Regions from separate parts of the Mus musculus genome. Here region 1 is linked to region 2. Evidence: chromatin loops called from intact Hi-C (ENCODE). Cell type or tissue: left cerebral cortex. All regions are shown on one strand.

The links. Peaks named below come from ENCODE experiments on the same cell type or tissue, not always from the same donor. Only the 100,000 strongest peaks of a DNase experiment are listed, where the experiment ranks them.
Region 1: it touches region 2 in a loop (3.0-fold over the local background); 3 of 42 quality-filtered maps call a loop at or near these places.

Annotation. Positions count from the first base shown.
Region 1 is chr4:110,031,876-110,034,375 of GRCm38, forward strand. No RefSeq gene overlaps it. Among named protein-coding and RNA genes, the nearest start is that of Dmrta2os, 54 kb to the left of the region's middle. In left cerebral cortex, no CTCF peak of the experiment used is centred here; a DNase peak (open chromatin) is centred at 1,067.
Region 2 is chr4:111,494,737-111,497,236 of GRCm38, forward strand. The region is part of intron 6 of Agbl4 (ATP/GTP binding protein-like 4); the gene reads left to right. Among named protein-coding and RNA genes, the nearest start is that of Bend5, 81 kb to the left of the region's middle. In left cerebral cortex, a CTCF peak has its summit at 1,389 (motif pointing right); a DNase peak (open chromatin) is centred at 1,394.

The sequences.
Region 1 (2,500 bases), 1.5 Mb before region 2:
ATTGATTCAAAAGTTTTCTCAATTATTGACTGTTATAGACTGAACGATGCCCTTCTAAAGGGGTCCCTATCATAAATACACTTCTGTTGTTTAAGACACTCAATCTGGAATGATTGGTTAAAAGCAGGAGAAACCACTCCTGAAGCTTTCATGAAGCCCCGGAGCCCTGTTGTATTTCGTTGTCATGTTTCCTTAGCTCCTGGTGGCTTGAAGCAGGCCCTCAGTGCTCCTCAGTCTTCTATGACGGTGACACTTTTGAAGACACAGTGTGCCACTCCCTGCACCTCTTCCTCCTCCAGGCCCCTTTTCAGAGGATTCGTTGCTCACTTTGGGCTGTCTGATGTTTCCCGTGATTCGCGTTGTTGTCTAGAACCCTGTGTAAGCACCGCGTCTTCCTCAGGATAACACCTGGAACTTCTTGTGGCCAGCTGCCTCTCATCGGAGATGCTGATTTCAGTCTCGTAGTGTATATGGAGGGTTCATGCTCTTTTATATTTTTAGGATTTGGAACCACTGGGAAGCCGCCTGTCCACCCTGCTCATCTGCATCACACACGGTGGGAACTAACACAGTTTGTATCGTGGTTGTCATTGCTCTGCTGGGCACTGGACACCAGGAGACAAGGAATACCTGATCTCAGTTCTTGAGGACCACACAGCCTCCTGAGGAGCTGCTAGGCCTGGGGGGGGGGGCAGCAAGTAGACTTCTTCATTCACTCCTGTGTTCATTCACTGCACAGATATCTGAGCTCCTAGTGGGCTGGGCTGAGATACAGTTTGTACAGGGGAGAACTGGTGTCTATGTCCATGGTGCTTAGAGTCTTTGCGTGAGATGCTACACCCCAGCACCCAGACCTGGGTCTCTCATGTAAATAAGGGCTGACTAGGTGACTGAATTGCTGCCCTTCATGATGGCATGAGTTCTTCTCTGCAGGTACTGCTTTGCCTGTGTTCTTGTAACAGGCGAAGAACTGAGTTCCAGAGAGAAGGGACAACTCTCTGTCCTTCAACAGCTGGCCTTGGGGATTGTCACTCCCAATCCTTCCCAGCAGAAGTAGGGCATCAAGTTGGTTTGCTGTCCGTGGGCAGCTGGTGGTTGGTTATTTTGGAAGCAGTCTATTCTCCTACCTTCCTGTAGGCTGGGCTGCCTTCTCCCCCCATTGTGCTCTGGGGCTTGGGGCCCCCTGATTAGGCCTGTGGTTATTTAGTCAGCGATAATATTGGATTTACTTTCATCTCTGAATTGCATCAAATGTCGCCAATGACATTTAGCTGACACACAAGGAGGAGGCTGGCATTTTTAGGCTGTCAGCCTGCTACAGATGTAGAAGGGGATTGTGTTGGGGCATCTGGTTTATTGTTAATTAGATGGAGCCAGTGAGGTCTCTTTAGTGAGTGGGTAGATAAGCTCTTGCATAGCCCCTGCTTCAGACTGACTTCAATCTCCTCCCCACCCCCGGAAATGAACATGGCCTTGCCAGTTTTCCCACTGCGATGGGGACAGCATACAAGAAGTTTGGGGAGCAAGTGACAAAGTGTGTTGTCCTCCACCTGCAAGAATATTCATACCTCAAGCCAGGCCCAGATGACTACTGTCGTTCTCTTTTGCAACTGGAGGAGAGGGTGAAGGGAAATGAGGAAGTTGCTTGCCTGATTTGAACATCTACCTGTCTGCAGATGTCTCTGGGATGTTTCTAAATGTCTCAACCTTGGTGTGCTTCCTTGGTCTCTTGCCTTCAGTCCTCCTGCCCCCATCTGTCAACTGTAGAGATAATCAAAGTCCTATTTGATGGGGGCTGTTGTGAAAAGTAGGAGAATTAAATATTCGGGGTGCTTCGAGGGGTGCCTGGTGCTCAGTGGGCCCCATTTACCTTTCTCTAACCCCCTCTGGAACCACTACAGTGAACAGGAACTGGCGTGCTATGGACATATGCGGTGCAGAAGACACCTGCTTTCCCTCAAGGACATTAAAACCTTACGAAGGGGATAGACATCTCCACTGACACTCTCCAGAGTCTTGGGAAGGGTTGTTTTACAATTCTGGGTTCATGAGACGAGAGTTTTCTGAGTCCACGTTTAAACATTCTCTGAATTCATACTGTTTACATTCAATGAGTCTTTGGTTCTGTATGATTCTAAGTGCCAATAGGTGATCTGCAGTGACAAAGACTTTCCTTTTTCATTAAACTTGTCTCCTCATCCCAAGGACACACAGACTATTTCCCAACTTTTCTGACAGTTAGGTGGGTGTAGGGAGCAGAGCCACAATGTGGAAGGGTCCTGGGTCCCTGGGCATGTGAAAGGTTGTCCATCCAGGAATGATAGCAGGGAATAAACTTCCATTGTGTTGAATCATTGAGACCCCAGGATTTACCTGATTCAGCAGCTGGCAAATATTCACAGACTCAGTTGCTTTGGGGAAGTAGTATAAAATGGATGGGAAGACCACTGGAACCCTCCCTGACAGAGCCTCCTTCCCACCATTTTCTCACTACCCCTCC
Region 2 (2,500 bases):
TGAAACCAGGATCCTGCTCAGTTCCAGGCCCTCCTCCTAGGCAAAGCTTCCCTCCTAAGGGAGCCTTCATTTCCTCTTTGTGAAAGGAGATGTGAATCTGTGGTTCACAACACACAGGGATGCTATAGATTAGACAGAACTAAAGGACAGAAGTGCCACTGGATCTAACCTAGGTATACAAGTAGTAGAAGAACCTACTACAGCAGGGGATGGGGGCAGGGATAGGGGAAGGACTTGGTGTGTGTGTGTGTGTGTGTGTGTGTGTGTGTCAGGACCAGTGTCTGGTTCAGTCTAGTTTCTGTAGTCAACATGGTAAGTAGCTTTGGGTGGTTTCTTTTGCCTTTGGGTCAAAAGCACGGGGCTGGCTAAGGGCAGTCTGTGCACTCTGTGCTTCTCACCACTGTACCCCAATAGCTTCTCTTGCCTTACCTCCTGGTCACTCACTCCCTGCGTTTATCACAGCCTAGCTGGTCAGCTCAGGCCATCTTACTGATGCTTCATGCTTCTTTGAGCTTTGTTCCATGGAGTTTCCCTTGAAGTTGCCTCAAGCCCAGTGGCCATTCTCTGCCCAGGGCCCAACTAAAGACACCCCTAAATTAGCCTAGATAGCCTGGAGTACAGGGGAGGGAAAGCGAAACCAGAGTGCAGGCTATCTCAGGCTACATAGAGATGCAGCCCAATCCCAGCAGTCATTCTGAGAGGGGCTCATTTGGTAACTGGATTCAAGGTTAGGAATGAGGTTGAGCTGAGGGATCCAAATGTGACCAGAATTAGGCTCTGGCTTTGGCTAAGGAGCAGTAAACCAGGTAAGTCCTTTGTGCTTTGTGTTGTATGCATCCATTGTTTTCAACACCTCTGAGGTTGCCGCCTTCTGCATCAACCCAGCCCCAGGATGTTTCTCCACACGTGTTAAAGTCCTTCAGGTTCTCTGTCGTATCTGTCATTGTTGTAATTTTTCACCTCTTAGGAGTATATCAAGCCTCAGAAATGAATAGAGTGAGTGAATGTTACACGCAAGCAATTTCAGGCTTACAAGGCAACTGCACAAAACCTCCATCTGTCCTTTTATCTGTCTGGTCAGTATTAAAGTCCCTTAGTTAGAAATTCACTTATTTATAGTGGTGTTTGGAGCACTAGAAAAAAATTTAAAAATCTCTGGGCCAGGATTAGGAGATGTGAGCTAAACCGCATCTTGCCTTCTCTGACAGTTACATTACCACACTTTACTAGCCTCATTCTCCCTGTTGTAAAATGGAAATGATAATGCCCACATTCCAAAATTGCTGTCCAGGTACCTGGCTTGGTCCTAAAACAAACACGATTTCTTTCTCTGTCCCCACCCACACCCTCAAAAGAGTGAATTCTGGAAGCATCATGCTGGAAGTCACCAGCAGGTGGCAGCACAAGGCGTGGTCATTCTATCAGTCCTGGACTAGTGAGAGGAGTTTTGATGTTTCAGGACCAACCTAGGCCTGGTGAGGTCCTTGCCTTTCATGCTAGTGGACCAAAGCTGGATGTCTTCTTGTCTTGCTCTGTGAAGAGCAACTGAGTCCTGGCATACCTACACCCAGAGCATAATTCAGTTTCCCAGACATTTTGCTGCTTTTTCTAAAAGGAGGTACCTTAAAAAGAGGTTCACCTATAGAACTTGGTTGAGTCTCTTTCATTAGGGCCAGCACAGTTGGGGCTGCTGATGTGCTGGCCATTTTTTTCTGGTGCCGGAAGGAAGTTTATCACAGATCTGGGTTCTGAGTTCCCTTCCATTCTGAAATATAGTTGGGTACCTGGAGGGCCATGTGGAAAGGTGTAGGTCAGAGGCATTTGAAGGAAAGCAGCTTTGAAGTTGGGGGCCATTATGTTAATGGCATTACTCAATTTCTGGAAGCAATTCTGATTAAATATTCATTGGTTTTGATTATACTGAAATTAGGGCTAAAGCGTGAAGTCAAATCGAGGGGAATAATGGCAGTGTAAATAATGCATGGCCTCTAAATTGAAAACAGCAGCTTGTGCAGCCAGGTCAGCCCCCACCCTGTCTGTCTATACCATTTGTTTAGAAGGTGATTAGTCTGATGTGGGCATTTCTTAGCAGCTCAGAGAATGCAATTGGAAAAAAAAATCCCAGGGCTCCCCGTATCTCTGGGAATGTGGGAGAATTAACATGGGCAACTTATAGCAGGGGATTTTCTCTAGGTCAAGAACGGGGAAGTGTAGAATCTTGGTGACATGCCGCCATAGAGTTCTGTAGTCTGCAAGTGACATAATCATGGGCTCTGAGAAGAATAGTCTCTTTCCTTCTAAATCTTTGGTGGTGTAATTGTTGAATGGAGATGATCGAATCAGGTGGAGAAGAGCTGCAGCTAGAGAGAGGCAAGAAGAACCAAGTGAGATTTGTTCAGATTAACAAGCCATAGAGACAGGACAGTCTATGAAGTGATGGGACAAATGGTGTATGTAGGATGGCATTATGGGGTCCAAATAAGGGTCAGGGGAGTTTTGA